Linked DNA regions of Mus musculus: region 2 is linked to region 1. A link is a loop called in an ENCODE intact Hi-C map of the cell type or tissue named here. Cell type or tissue: heart. All regions are shown on one strand.

What was found. Hi-C counts contacts between places; a loop is a spot of excess contacts. Peaks named below come from ENCODE experiments on the same cell type or tissue, not always from the same donor. Only the 100,000 strongest peaks of a DNase experiment are listed, where the experiment ranks them.
Region 2: it touches region 1 in a loop (10-fold over the local background); 15 of 42 quality-filtered maps call a loop at or near these places.

Annotation. Positions count from the first base shown.
Region 1 is chr2:38,372,769-38,380,768 of GRCm38, forward strand. No RefSeq gene overlaps it. Among named protein-coding and RNA genes, the nearest start is that of Gm13584, 7.9 kb to the left of the region's middle. In heart, a CTCF peak has its summit at 5,763 (motif pointing left); DNase peaks (open chromatin) are centred at 3,263 and 6,723; H3K4me3 peaks cover 1,243 bases; H3K27me3 peaks cover 7,481 bases.
Region 2 is chr2:38,183,090-38,191,089 of GRCm38, forward strand. All of the region lies in intron 2 of Dennd1a (DENN/MADD domain containing 1A), which reads right to left. Among named protein-coding and RNA genes, the nearest start is that of Dennd1a, 100 kb to the right of the region's middle. In heart, a CTCF peak has its summit at 3,536 (motif pointing right); no DNase peak of the experiment used is centred here.

The DNA of each region.
Region 1 (8,000 bases):
TCCTAGCACAGGCTCAGAGGCTGAAGGAGGCCATTCTGAGGGATGAACCAGGAGACATGAGTCTCTTAGGGCAGTTGAAGAGATACATAGAGAATAAGGAAGTGGAACCTATGTCAGAGCAAGGAAGAGACAGGAAAAGCAGGTGGCACTCTGGCTGCTGATCACACACTTGGTGAAAATGGGGTTCCCCCTTGTCCTGAGATCTATACAGAGGCATAGCACAAGCAGTCTCTCTCCATCATAAGCCTATCCCACTCTGCTACTCCCTGTCCACAGAGTACGGAGGTCCTGGGCAAGCTCTTCTGCAATCTTCTTAGCCTTGAGGGCCATGATGAGGCACTTAGCTACTCTGGCCTTAGTTCCTTCAACTGTAGTGGCAATATTTCTAAAGAATTTCTCTGTGAGGGAATACTACGAACCTTCTCTATTGAAGGTTGTCTAAGTCCTAGAGAGGTCACAGTGGAGATGGGAGTCCAGCTCAGAGAGGACAGCAGATGGATTATGAAGACCTTGAACGGTGGGTTGCTCACTCATGGGTGGTACCTCACTCATATTGGGAAGTTCTGGTGACTGTTGAGATGGAGAGCAAGTGAAACAGGGAAAACACAGGAAGCTAGGGCAGTTCCCTGGGCAGTAGTCCAGCTTCCATCTCTCTATATGTCTTCGTTCTCCCCTTGTCCCAGTGAGTGTGGACCCAGACAGAGAAGATCTGACTTACAGTGTCTCCTTTGGGCTCCTGGGCTATCTGGGAGACAAATGAAGCAACAGCCAGTCGACCTAACCAGCCAGGGTCAACCTGACCGGCTGAGCAGTATCACCCAGCATAGGCTCCATGGGATACTCACAGCTCAGATGAATCCAAACACCCCCCCACCCCATACCAGCTACCGTGCTGCAGCACATGGGCAGTTCAAACCCCTTCTGGCATCTTGCAGAAGTGGAGGATGTACCGGAGGAGCAGGAGATGGGTTTCTGAGAAAGTGGAGAGCTGTAAGAGGCTGCCTTCTCAGGAGGAATGGAGGACTTTTTGAGTTGCAAGATCAGGCAGCAGCAGCAGCAGACTGCAGTGTTTAAGGTGGCTGGGGTCTGCAGGAGGGTGCAGAGGAAGGGTTCAAGCTCTCCTGCCACTCTTGCAGATTTCCCAAATGGTCAGAGTGGGAATGCAGCTCAATTGGTAGAGCGCTGACCTAGCATGTACCAAGCCCTGGGTTCAATCCCTAGACATGGGTGGATGCCTGTAAGCACAGAATTCATGAGGAAGAGCCAAGAGGATCTGGAGCTAAAGGTCACCCTCCACAGGAAGTTCAAAGCCAGCCCTGGAAACAAGAAGACAACAAATATGTGTTCTAACCGGCCCTTCATCCCTTCCTGTGGAGAAGCCTAGCCAAAGATATCTCACAGACCCCAAGGAAGGAGTCTTTTCACATCTGCAAAGCAAACTTGGCTCAAAGGGCTCCCAAAACATCTATTGAACAATGTGCTGATGCCCATGGGTAACCATGGCAGCACGCAGGCCAGACAAGGGATAACATTTTGGCATAAAGACCCACTCACAAGTTGGATAAAAGAGTGAAAGTGACTCTGCAAGTAGAAGAAAGGAGCAACTGCGTGTGCAAAGGCCCCGAGATCCAGAGAGTTCAAGGCACTGCGTGTCTGGAGTTTTCATATGGAAGGCCAAGATGGTGGGAGGTGAGGCAGGAAACGTGGCAGCATGCTTGGGCCATTATTTTAAGAGTACCAAGAATGTGTGAATACTGAGTCAAGTCAGGTCAGGAGGGGTTGAGTGGGTGGAGTCAAAGGGGGATTTCAGAGTCCGGTAGAAGTCCTAGTTAGGGTTACTATTGCTGTGATGAAACACCTTGACCAAAAAATAAAAAAAAAAGCAAGTTGGGTAGGAAAGGTTTATTTGGTTTACACGACAGACTCCAGCACTGAAGGAAGTCAGGGTAGGAACTCAAGCAGGCCTGGAACCTGGAGGCAGGAGCTGATGCAGAGGCCATGGAGGGGTGCTGCTTACTGGCTTGCTCCTCATGGCTTGCTCAGTAAGAGGAAATTATCTAGCTGTAAGAGGAGGTGGAAGACAGGGAGTAGGATCATGCCTGGGCAGATGGGGTCACACGACCCTCCATCCAGTGGGAGAAAACTTGGGAAGAGCAGGCAGAAGGGAACAGGGTCCACAGACTTGGGACTTGAAGTTTCAGTACCTTTAAGACATCAAGTATAGGTCCATTCCACCCCCACCCCAGAGACTCCCAAGCAGATGTGGGAGGCACTCTTCTGTGTCTCCTACCCCTCCTGAGTGAGGTGGTCATAGGCTGGCATTGGTGGCTCTTTGACAGTCAGTCCCTGCCCATATATCTGATGCAGGACTTGGGACCTGCACCAGTCTCTGGGCATGAAGCCAGCCAGGTGTGCCAGACTGTTGCACACTGGGTGGGCTCTGCCCTGGGGTCCTGTTCTCCAAACTCCAGCCCAAATATGCACATACCCCCCCGAAACTCCCCTGCTTAGCATATCTCTTTGCTTCTAAACACAGTGACTGTTTTTTGACTTGACTCCACTTCAGATCAGCCAATGTCCACCAGCCAGCCCTGTGTGGCCAGCATAGCACAGCCAGGAGCATCTAATTGGCATGTGAGGACAAGTCCACAGATGTAACTCAACTCTCCTTCCAGCTGCTGAAAGGTTCAAAATTCCACATCCTTCTTCTTTGTACCCAGTACAGTGCCTGGCACATGGCAGATCCTTAATAGACATGTCCTAAAGCTGGGGCATCCAGTGTCAGAGAGCAGTCCTTACAGCATTGGAACCAGAATCTACTGCAGATTCTGGACAAACACCCACCTCTCCGAGCTTCTAGAATCTGTAATGGGGTGGTGTCAGGTAATAACACCTGCTTCATAGTTTGTGGCCCCTGTAGAGTGTAACTCACAGCCACAGCATTTTGTGGAGAGCCTGTAGCCTGGACAGGCTCTTGCCTTGGAGCAAAGGCTGTTTTGTTTGCCATCTGTCAGCTAGTACTCCTTTATGTGTCTTTGCTCCACCGAGAGAGAGGTGTGGGAGGCAGTCCCGCAGGGGCATGGCCTTGGTGGTTCTCAGATAGAGCCTGGGGGTTGGGGGTTAGGGGGCAGGGTGGGGCTTTGGGGCTGTTCCGGCAGAGAGGGTGGCTGCCTGTCTTGGAGCTATCCCAGGAGGCAAGGCCCTAGGGACTGGGGAGGGGGCGGAAGCCGGAGCAGAGGTGGGATCCGGCGGAGTGAGGAGCGCAGACATCCTGCGGGGGCGACTGCCAACAGACAGGTCAGCTCCCTAGGGAGACAAGAGCCGCAGGCATCGGAGGTGGGACCTGGGGTCCTGCCTGGGAGCGTCGCAGCCGGGCAGAGAGCGCCCCCTGGCGGTGCACCTCGGCATTGCCCCGAGTCTCTAGTTTCTCCTCTTCCTTGGTAGCCTAAGGAAGGTCTCAGGGTGAAATCCCCCAGAGACATCAGAAACAGGAGACCCTTTCCAGGCTGAGGGTACTGTCATCAGCAAACCTGGAGTGATCATGGATCATGGTTAAGTGCCTGAGTGTACCAACTTCTGCAATAGGTGAAGTGGAGAGCTGAGAGAGTGCCAAACCCAGGGCGTCTGGACTGGCACACAGATTTCCACATGTCTGCCTAACTTTTAGACCCCTTCTCCAAGCCTTTGGGCAGAGCTTTTCTGGACCCCAGTGTGAGGGACACCCCAAAAATGGGAGGGATGGAGAGCTGCAAGTTATTATCCTTGGCCTGTGGGATACTCTGCTATTAGTAGTCTCCCTGCTGAGCAGTGTGTGTGTGTGTGTGTGTGTGTGTGTGTGTGTTGCTTAGTGTGCAGGGCTGCTTGCATTTGCAGAGATGCATATGCATATACATATGATGTGTGTGTGTCCGGTGTGTGTTTCCACATCTAGGAGCATGTTTGTGATAAAGCACACCAAAGTGCAAGAGTGTTTGTATGTGTTTGGGTCCAGTGTGTTCCTGAATCTGGGCTCATCATCTGTCAAGTCGGTGTTGATTCCGGCTGACTACTCAGGTCTGTATGGGCCACAGGACACTACCTGTTCATGGCATACTGGGTGGGGGTTAGTGTATTGACGGCAAGGAGGGGTGACCACCATTATCACCTTCCACACAGCATACGGCTAGCTGATCCCCTGCCCTGCCCGAGGATCACCCTCGTCGTCCCCCTCCCCCACCTCCCTTCCATGTTTAGCACTTCAAGTTTCCTTTGAAAGATGAGAAATCAAGGTTTACAGGGTAGAGTTTAAGGACCCTTGGGCAGAGGTCACCGAGCAGATCCCTGCTCAGCCTCCAGGTCTCAGCCTGAATTCTTTCCTCTCCCAGAAGGGCCCTGGGCACCCTCTGCCCAGTCTGGAGAAGGGGTGGGGACAGGTTTCAGGGCTGGGCTCTGCAGAGAGAAGTACACAAAAGGCCCAGTGTCTGCCCTGCCTCCCTCTCCTGGCCCTGCTCTTCTTGGGGAGGTGAGGGAATGTCCATCACCAGGCTGCAGAGAGGTGTGTGACATTCCTGCTCAGCAAGGGACCAGTCTGGGTAGTGGACTCACTTGCCCACACCAGCCTTCAGATGACTCTTCATGGGTGGGATGAGGAAGCACAGCTCCTGCCTGAATTTGGGGCTCCGGCGCCAGCTCTTGGCTGGCGCTCACCCAGACCCAAAGTGCTCCAGCTTGTCCTGTTCTGAGGAGGGATAGATGAGTAATTGAGATCAGGATGATACCAACAGAATGTACTAATAGGAGCATGTTCACCGCTACTGTTTGCTGAGGCCTGACTTTGAGCCCCTGTTGGGCGCTGTATACGGGCTCTGGAAGGCTAGGAGACCCAATATTAGGGTCTCGGACAGCCTGCTTCCCAGCTCTGTGACATTTGGGCAAGTTGCTTAACATTGCTTTGCCTCAGTTTCCTCTGCTTTAAAACAACAAATTATTATATATATATATATATATATATATATATATATATATATATATATATAAATAGTCAAGCCAGGTGTGGTGGCTCATGGCTCTAATCCCAGCACGTAGGAGGCAAAGGCAGGTGGTACTCTGAGGTCAGCCTGGTCTACATTGTGAATTCCAGGCCAAGCCAGGGTTACATAGTAAGACCTTGTCTCAAAATGCGGGTAGGAGTAGAAAGGCTGGAGAGATGGTTCAGCAGTTAAAAGTACAGGCTATTATTTTTCTAGAGTTTAAGGTTCAGTACCCAGTACCCACACACAGATGAATAACCGTCTATAACTCCAGGTCCAGAAGATCCAAAGCCTAATCCTGGGCCCCTGGGCACTGCACACATGTGGTGCACATACAAGCGGGCAAAAACACCCATATATATCAAATTTTAAAAATCTTTAAAATTAAAAAAAAAGAAATTAAGTTTAACAGTAGCTCCTATTTGGGGATCTCCTTGGTGCCTTGTGGCCACCTAGATGGTAGGTCTTGTTATCTTCACTTGATGATGAAGTAACAGACTGATCTATTTGAAACAGTCTCTTAAAAAGGACTGCCCAAGCTGAGCCTTGACTCTAGCCTGATACAAAGTTTGGTCTCAAATGGTTCCTGTTTGTAGCATTGACCGGGCAGTTCCTAACTGGTTGGTACAACTCTCTGAGCCAAGAAAGGGTTTCCCCATGAATCACTTATTTGATTCTGTCCAGATCCTTAAGAAGGGTATTTAACATTACCCACATGTTGCTCTCCCTCCCTTCCTGGCTTGTGCCCCCTAGAGTACAGTATCGGAAATTCATCCACTTCTAGGTACTCTAGGTATAGGGCGCAGAGGGAACTAATGTAGACTTGTGAATGAAGGACACTGGACACCCGAGCCAGGGCAGAGATTTGAGAGAAGCCACCTGAAAAGCAAATGTCTGAGTTGGAGTGGAAGGGGCAGGTGTGACACACACCCCTACACACACACACAATCTATATCTACAGTGACACGTGCTAGTGTGCTAGACACAGTTGGGTGTGATTTAAGGGCTTTGTAGTCATCTCTTTTAATCCTCAGAATGTTTCATGTAATTCTGAAAACTTGTTTAGTACAAGTAACATCAACCTGGTTTTCCAGATAAAGAACTTTGGGTCCGAGCCCACAAGGCTACGCAGCTAGCTGAGCTGGACCGGAACTCTGGTCATCCACACGCCTTCTGCCAAAGCCAGGAGGGAACTGAGAAGTGCCCCTGCAAAACTGCGGGCCTGGCCTGGCTCTCCTTGGCTTCTAGAACCAGGAAAGGAGGCTCCAGGTGTAACTATGACGGCCCCCCACTTTCCTCTTGGCTCACTCGGGGTTCCCACAGCTCTCACCCCCGCTGCCCCAAGCAGGGCTGGGCTTGCAGCAGGATAACTGGGTCGGGCACCTAGGTCCAGGGTGAAATATCAGATGACACCTGCAGGGTGGCCTGGATTTAGATGAACCCCGAGAGCCGCTCTTGCAGCCTGGATGTAGCCCCTACTCCTCGACCGGCCGAACCCAGAGACGGAGGGTGGGGGGCGGAGAGGCGAAGGGGTGTGTGTGCTGTGGCCTGCTGAGTACCCCCTGGGGCTTCCTCAAAGCAAGCCAGGAACCGCCTACCACCGAGCCAGTGCGTTGTTTTTCCATCAACAAGCGGCTTACGTAAACTCCCCGCCGCCTCCCAGGGCTGCCAGCGCGGGGGAGGCGCCCTATCTGATCGGGTCTCAGCCAGTGTAGGGGTATCCTGCGTGCCCAGACACAGGCCACCAGCACTCAGGAGGGAGAGCAAGGTCCCCTTCCCCACACCCACTTGGGGGACCCCACCTTCATCTTGCGATTCCACTGTCCTGTCCTGCAAGGAAAACCTCTTCACCTGCCCGCAATGAAGAGCATGTCCTAGAGAGACGGCCAGATGGCCAGCCACCAGCTCACCTGCTCTGCACTCCTTCTTAGTGGGGCATGGGGGTTGGGGAGCAGATTGGTATCTGATAGTGAAGACCAGAGCAGCAATAAAAAAGAAACCCACAAAGAAAACAAAAAACGTGTTTTGTTTAGAAAACTTTTCAAAATCATAGAAAAGTCATTATAGACCATGAACATGCCCATCCTAAAGTTCCCAGTTTTTAAACTTTTGCCTCTTTCCAACCCCTTCTCCAAGGTATCTTTGAATCAAGGGCATATTATTATTCCCATTTTACAGATGGTGACGTTGAAGTTGAAGTAATTTCTCCAAAAGACCCAGGGGAGCTGGAATTAGACTTACACATCTCAGCTGAAAAACAGTTTACCCTGTGTTTTTCTTAATTTTTAGAACTACATTTGTGTGTGTGTATGTGTGTGTGTGTGTGTGTGTGTGTGTGTGTGAGAGAGAGAGAGAGAGAGAGAGAGAGAGAGAGAGAGACCCCATCTGAGTGCATATGGTGGTCAGAGGACAACTTTCCAGAGTCTGTACCTACCTCCCATCAGGTGGGGGCTAAGATGGCAAGCACCTTTATCTGCTGAGACAACTCAGCCCTCCCCACCTCTGTCCCTCCCCCTCCCCTCAACTTCCCTATCTCCCCACCACCCCCACACACCCGTACACTCACTTTGCATTTTTAAAGTTATATTCCCCTACTTCCCCCATGACTACTATACACATAGTCTATGCAGATACCCAGAGCTTTTCCTATCAGTTTCCTTATCAAGATCTTTCCACAGACACCCTTCACACAGGGCTTTTGTTCAGTGTGCACGACTCTGAGCTTTGCCATAGAGATTTTTCCATATAGGAAATTAAAAACTCCTCTGTTCCTTTAAACCAGTGTATATTATTCCACTGAATAGACAGTTGAATATGCGCCCTTCACTAGCTCCCTGTGGGTGAGGAACCAGGCTGCTTCCAGACTGTTAGCATAAGCAGAACTGTGGCAAATGATCTGCATTAGGACAGCGAACTGTGTATGTATGGGGATATTTGCATGGTGGATTCCTAGAGATGAAAATTGTGGGTTAAAGGGTATGCAGATTTTTA
Region 2 (8,000 bases), 190 kb before region 1:
GTGAAAATTATTTTGGGTTAGAAATAGACTGTGTCTGTAAAAGAAGGTAAAGCAATTATTTCAAAAGACTTCATACATGGCATTTATAAGAAAGAAGGGTACTAGAGCAAGAGCAAAATTATATTTCTTTAGAAGCAAGCTTTAGCTCACTTCACTGCCCTTACTTAAACAGTGTTGTCCAAAGACTGCACTAGCCCATGCTATGTGTAAGTCAAGAAAGTGGGTTTCAAGTTGATTTTTATGCTATTACCCACATTTTAAAATGTGCTAAAATTCATTTAGATATAGTAAACTGCCAACTAGTGGGCCATAATCAATAGTTTCATATGTACAGGGGGAAATAAAGATGAAACCCCTGCCCAAAAAAGAAAAAAATCAGTAAACTCATGCCGTAAACCCCTGTAAGTTTCCATCTATGCTCCAATGTTACTCTCACACTAACCTCATAGAGCAAGTGATATTCATTTATCTATTCATCCCTTTAACCAATATTTACGAAGTATTTACTCAGTGTCAACTTCTGTGCTAAGCAGTCAGAACAGCTCAGCCATAAACTGAATCCACATGAAGACATTGACTGGGAAGTAAGTGCAAAAAAAATGGAGACGCATAGCATGTCTTAGCAAAGTCTGTGGTCTCTCTGAAGGCTAGAGTTTTCCTGAAGGAGTTGTCACAGGGTCACAGACCTCAAGGATACAAAGAAATGGAATAAACAAAAGTAGGCAAAAACTAACTGTGCAGAGGAAACAGCAATGGCTAAGAAAGTAGCAGCTTTGCGAAGGAAACTTTTGTCAGATAAGATTTTTAAAAGATCAATATATCTCTCACTATATACTGGGGAGCTAGTAGTAGAATCAGGCTGAAGAAGGCTGCTAGTTCCAAACCATGCCTTCAAGGGCAAAATAAAGACTCTGGCTTTCATTCAGTTGTAAATGGGAGCCACAGATGTTTATCCAGGAGAGGAAAACAGTAGGGACTCTGTAGGAAACAAACTCAAATTGAGCAAGCAGGAAGCAGAGTTAGTAAAAAGCCCACAGCAGTGTGAGAAACAGTACAGCTAATGGCAATGGTGCTGGAAAGTACAAGCCTGAGACAGGACAGCAGAGGCTGGAGGGTGGGACATGAGGAAGATGATGATAACGTAGCTCAGCTCCCAGAATGCAATACAAAAAAACTTAAAACTGGGGTATAACTGGGCTCTTAAAATGTCTCCCAGTCTTGGTCCCCAGGTGGCACAACTTTTAAGATGTGGAGCATTGTAAAGAAGCATTGTAAAGGATTCAGGTCTTAAGGGTCTGAATCCTTCCTCTTTCTCTCTTCTGCAAATTGTTCCACCATATACTCCCACAATGTGCCACCTTGCCACAGTGCCAAACAATTACAGATTGTAATCTTCAAAATTGTGAGCAAAAGGCCAGATATCTGGTTATGCTACTTAACACAAGCAGAATATAGAAGGAGCGAAGTTTAGCTGAGTCTGAGGTGTTCATGAGGAAATTCAGCAAGGACATCAGAAGTCACTTGAAGTAGAAGTTCTTTGGAAAGTCAGTTGAGTTGAATGGTGTTTTGCTGGGGTAAACACATGAAGGAGTGTTTTCCTGAAGCATACACGGGTGAAAAGACTCATGATAAAGGATTCTTCGCTAACGACAAAACGACACCCATGTTTTGGTCCGCCTTACATTACATAATTGAGCTCCATTTGTCAGGACTCCACAGAAAATAATGCACCAAAAAGCTCTGGTGGTGTGCTGCAGTTTGTGACTGATTCCCAGGCCTCAGGCTGATCGGCAGAGTGATATTAGCTGAGAGAGACGTGCTGAGGCAAGACCCATGAAGGACACATGATCTTTGGAGGGGATAAACAGGACTCAATGGACAGTGGTGGAGGCTGAGCTTGTACTGCTCATAGAACTAGCTGTGCAATGCTTGTGGGTCTCGAGTCTTCCCTGATCTTTGCTTCCCTGTGAGAGGCACAGTGGAGAACTTCTCCTGGCATCCCTCAGGGTCCCTATTGCTGACTCGTGCCAAGGCTGAGGCCTGGCTGTCTCTGCTAGGTACTGCCACTGCTGCTGATTCATTCATGTTTGCTCTCCTGACTACTGCTGAACAGCTGATATATCCATAAAGTGGAAATAGATTCAGGGGCTGCTGAACTGAACTGCTGATTTTCTGACAACAAAGATAAGATTTGCTCCAAAGAAACTCTTTCTAGGGGAGGGAGAGATGGCTCAGCCGGTTAAGAGCAGTAACTGCTCTGCCAAAAGTTCTGAGTTCAAATCCCAGCAACCACACAGTGGCTCACAACCATCGGTAATGAGATCTGACACCCTCTTCTGGTGTGTCTGAAAACAGCTACAGTGTACTTATATATAATAAATAAATAAATCTTTGGACAGGAGCGAGAAGAGGTCCAGAGTTCAATTCCCAGCAACCACATGATGGCTCACAACCTCTGATGGCTCACTGTACAGCTACAGTGTACTCATATACATAAAATAAATAAAGAAGCCTTTAAAAAAAAAAGGGGGGAAAAAAAGCCCTTTCTAAACAGGTCCACTTCCCCCATATTCTTTCTTTTTCACTATTCCTGATGGGCAATGAGCCAAAAGAGAGATTAAAGCATTTAATAAACATCATTAAAAGTAAACTTTAAAAAAAATTAAAGTTACAGTCACTGGACACATCTAATAAATGGCTAAGAGTGAACTGCAACCAAGCCATGTTTACATGGTACCACAATCAAAATTCTTTCACAACACCCAGGTAAGCACAGTGATTGCTATGGTAGTAAAGGGGAATCCCCACTGCAAAGGGTCACATTTACTGAAAACCCACATATGATGGCTCTTACAATAACTACTGAAGAGACTGAAGCCTGGAGGGGTGAGATGAATTACAGAGGCTGACAAAGTACTTACTATGTGTCAAGTCATGGACTCAGGATAGCTCAGCAATAAAAAACAAGAGTCCACACAGGAAGACATTAAGTGGTAGAAGTACCAGAATTTAAAGTCAGTCTTCTCAGGTTCAGAACGTAAGCCCTCGCCCTCGAGAGTATCACATCTGAGTAGGAAGGCCAGTATCTGAGCTCTCAGGTGCTGGCCACTGGCAGACTCAAGTGCTTCTGAAAGCAGAGTGTTGCTCCATACATCTCTCAAATAGGCTTTAGCACAAAGCCTCAGAAGTTGTTTAATGAACACACTATGAATAAATTGTATATCTCATTATTCTCTAATCAGTCTTCAGACTTGAAAATTATCAATGAGATACATAATATTTCTTTTACAATATATTTAAAGTGTTCTTTTTAAACACTAGTAGCTTCAGAGCTGACAAGATTAAGAATGAAGGCGAAATGTTGAAAGTTCTACCATGAGTTTCTGTCTCAGCTGATATTTTCAGGAACTTGTACATCTCAAGAAGGGGCTTTCTCCATGTGGTTAACTAATTAGAAAGAATACAAAGAGGCAAGCAAGACAGCTCAGCAGATAGAGCTTGCCCTTGGGTCTGAGCTCAATCCCTGGATCCCACCAGGTGGCAGAAGAGCCCCAACCAGTGAGGGTTGTCCACTGACCTCCACATGCATACCATGACACAGGCGAAAAAACAAGTCAAATAAATAATACAAGTAGATTAGTAGACACAAAGACCCAACAATGCCCTTTGAAGGAATGAGATTTCAAGAGCAAAAAGCATTACTGATTTATCTTTTATAAATTTTTCTTAAAGCCAGAAAGAATAAAGAGAGTAGAAAGGCAATCCCAGGTATGTATTATAAGACAACATAACAAAGAAACCTGAGCTCCATTTGCCAAATAAATACTTCCACTTTTTTTATTTGCATGTTTGTTTGTTTGCTTGCTTGCTTGCTTGCTTGCTTGCTTGCTTGCTTGCTTGCTTGCTTGCTTGCTTTCTTGAGACAAGATCTATGTGGTCCTGGCTGGCCTGAACACTTTAAATAGACCAGGCTAATTTCAAACTCAGAGATCCACCTACCTCTGCATCCTGAGTTCTGGGATTAAAGGTTTATACCACCATACTTTGCCTCAACATTTTTAAGTGTACAAGAAGCAAGTGACCATATTTCATAGAATCTAAAATACCAGTGACAGAAAATGTTGGAGGCTTAGGCAGCTCAGTGGTGAAGTACTTGTTGCACATACATGAAGACCTGAGTTCGATTCACAGAACCCAAGGAACAAAACAGAGTGTGGGTGTGCTTGTAATTCCAACACTGAGGCAGAAAAGGCAGTCAGAGACAGGCAGACACAGATAGATAGACAGAGAGAGAGAGAGAGAGAGAGAGAGAGAGAGAGAGAGAGAAAGAGAGAGAGAGAATAAAATGCTTGCTTAGTCTCATTAGAAAACAAAAAAGCAGCAGTTAAATTTAGACACAATAATTTCTTACTGAGTAAAATTAACAAATAAAATTTAGAAAAGAATTTATATACACTCTAATATAAACATAAAAATAAAAGCATTCCTAAAATGTCTTCATACTCCAAATCTCCTCCGGTTTTCTGCACATCCCAGGCTTTGCCACAGACAGCACTAGTGACACGTTTTATATTTTAAAGCAACAACAGGAAAGATCAAAAACTCCACTATTGTCTCCAAGACTTTGTACCAAGCTGCAAATGGTCGTCTGTGACAAAGGCTAGAGGTTGTCAACAGAATCTTCAGTTGATATTTTAGACTCACATTCACTTATCAATGATCCTAAAATGTCAGTTTGCAGCTGTCCAATCATACTACCAGGACAGACAGACAAGTTTGCCCACTTTGAGGCAATAACCTCACAACATTGAACTGCCTGGCTCACAGCAATTTTAAGATTTTATCTATTGTAAGATGCTTCCCAATTTCCAACTAACTATAGGAGAAATGATGAATTTTATCTAATTCTCAATGAGTGCATATGTGTAATGCCTTGACTAGAAAGAAAAATGTGGTCAGCATGAGTTTTCCGTGTTCTCTAAGAGGACAACAGCACCAAAAATAAATAAATAAATAAATAAATAAATAAATAAATAAATAAAATATATTTTTTTAAAAAGTGAATATAAATGGCCCATGCCAATTCTCATGCAAAGTTTTAAAATCCAAGAGAAAGGCAATTCCTACATGAGGATTGTTTTAGCACGGTCTCTAAATGAGGGCTGAGCTGACAATGAGCACAGACAAAACCAAAAGATACATACCAGAAGGAAGTAACAAACTTGTTTTTCTTGACTACTAGGATTTCTAGAGTAGACCTTTTGGTTAGCTTTTTTTCCCCCTTTTGTTTAGTTTATAAAGCAGCATAACACAGAGAAAGTTAGCTAACACTGAAGATTCAAGGATAATCTATAGATTCTAAAATCATATTCTCACATGTATGACTGAGAAGGGTTTTTCTAACCTCTCTACATGTTCTCCTCCCCGACTCTTGGCCCCAACTCCCTCCTTTCCTTTAGCTTCCTCCCCAGCTACACTATCAAACCCTTCTTCACCCTACAGTCTCATGGCCTTTGAAGCCTCTCAATGCTCTCCTGAACATTTACACCTTTTACCTTTTGTCCCACTTACATGGTTCAAAGTACCACTTCCCCTGAGCTCCCATCTGGCTATTTCTCTTCTCCACTCTGCCCCATCTGTCCCCAGAATCCTGCAACTTTAACACAAGCATTTCACTACTGTCAGCTATAAGGCTCAAACACCAACTATTCTGTCTTTGCTGGAAGCATATCAAAAGATATTTTGAGAATTCAAGAGCTCGGACTAGGAGGTGGTATTGTGACAAATGCTTTTTTACCACTCAGGAACCCCTAGGTTCAAACCCTAGCACCACCACCAATAAAGGAGGAAGGAGGGATAGAACAAGGGAAGGGAAGATGGGAAAGAAGGAGGGGGAGAAGGAGGGAGGGAAGGAAATGGATTTGACTGGTGGATTGAGTTAAAAGGCTGGGGCTATAGGTCAGTGGCAAGGACTTACCTTGTAACAAGCTTGCATGTACAACACCTTGGATTGATCCTTAGCATCATGAAAATTAAAATTTAAAAACTCCCCTCTCAAACTGTTGATGCTCCAAAGCAGTGCACAAACAGGCTGCAAAGTAGAGTAACTATGGCAATGATTTCATGACTAGAAGCTGGGAGACAACTTCATAATTCTAGCAAAACTGATCAACCATATATCATGGATTAAAATGTATGTAATAAATATGCAGGCACATAAAGATCTCCCCAAACTCTTGGTGAGATGGCTCAGCAGATAAAGTGCTTGTTATCAAGCCTGACAACCTGAATTTGATCTCCAGTATCCACATATCCACACACGGTAGAAGGAAAGAAACCTAGCTCTCTAATCTCTACACACTTGTCCATATTCTCATTCATTCATATTCTCTCTCTCTCTCTCTCTCTCTCTCTCTCTCTCTCTCTCTCTCTCTCACACACACACACACATACACACACACACACACACACACACACACACACGGGGAGGGGGGAGGGGGAGAGGAAAAACAAATAATCTTTTAATGTAATAAAAAATGGTTTTAGACATTGTGAAAAAAATCTCTTATAATTCATGCCAAATACTAGAAAAAAGATTTGGGCATAGAACACAGGAGACTAAGGCAGGAGAATTGTCATGAATTCAAAGCTATCTGAGCTACACAGTCAGTACCAACACAGACAAGCATACATAATAAGACACTATCTCAAAAGAAAAAGTTAAAGAGAAAGAGAAATATTTCCATGACTCAACAAATTATTAGAAGAGAATTCACACACAATTATTCATAAATATAAATTACAGGTTTTCAAAAGTCTATATTACACAGAAACACCCACATGATGCCCTCTTTGGCCTCTATCACTCTTATATTTTTCTGTGTACCTGCCATAAAATGAAAGGATACTTGTTATCTCAAAGCCCAAACTCAGAAAGAGAAGGCTCAAATCAGGGTGCCTAAGAAAATAGATTTTCTTATGACCTTTGGGCAATTCGATTAACCATTTAGGTATTAGTTGCTTTATAAGGAATTGAGATAATATTATCTTTCTCATAGAATGAGTGTTAATTCTAGCTAGATTTCCATTCCCAGTGAAGAGAAACCATGATTTATATTGGTATTAACATTTCTAAAAATAGAACAAATGAATAAAGAAAAAACTGTTCAAGAATAGCAAAGCATTTTTAAGTGTAAAATTCTATAAAGCCAGAAAAGAATCTACCAAAAAAGGTAAAAAGGACAAAACTTTATTTAATAAGGTCCAAAATAGAGGAGGTCCCAGTGGTCAAAGTTTTGGTCGCTCAAAATTATGAGAGAGACAAAATGGAAACACACAAACCTCAGAGATGGCTTGTCTATAAATTCCTGAGAAGGGAGAGGGGAGAAAGGTAGGGAGGGTGAAGGGAAGGAGAAGGCAAAATAAGGGTGGGAGAAAAGGAGTGGGGAGTAAAAGGGAAATTGGAAAAGGGAGATAGAGAGATGGAGGGGGAGATGGAAGCAGGAGATAAAAGTGGGAGATGGAGGGGGAGATGGAGATTTTTAGTATAACAAACAGCATAAAAGCCAAATAAAATCCTCTCTAAAGAAGGATATTACCCCCTAGGCCTTAAAGGCCTTAAAATATATTTATACTTTTCAATATACAATAATTTGCATGAAATAAAAGATAACCTAGCAAACAAGGACAAAAACAAGAAGACTAAAAATTAAAAAGCCTCATAGACATGAAAAAAACAGACCCAGAAAGAGTTCAATTTAGTGGCATCAAATACAACCAAAAAAAAAAAAAAAAAAAAAAAAAAAAGCTAATAAGTCAAGGTCCTCTCTGACCTGCATCCATCTTCCTTTCCTTATTGCTCTCCTTTCTTCCTCCTGACCCAGGACAAGGCATAGAAACTGAATTTCTCTTCCTTAGTTAGTTCCAGTTCATGCCTTTAATCTCAGCACTTGGGAAGCAGAGGCAGGTAGATCTCCACAAGTTCCAGGCCAGTCTGGTCT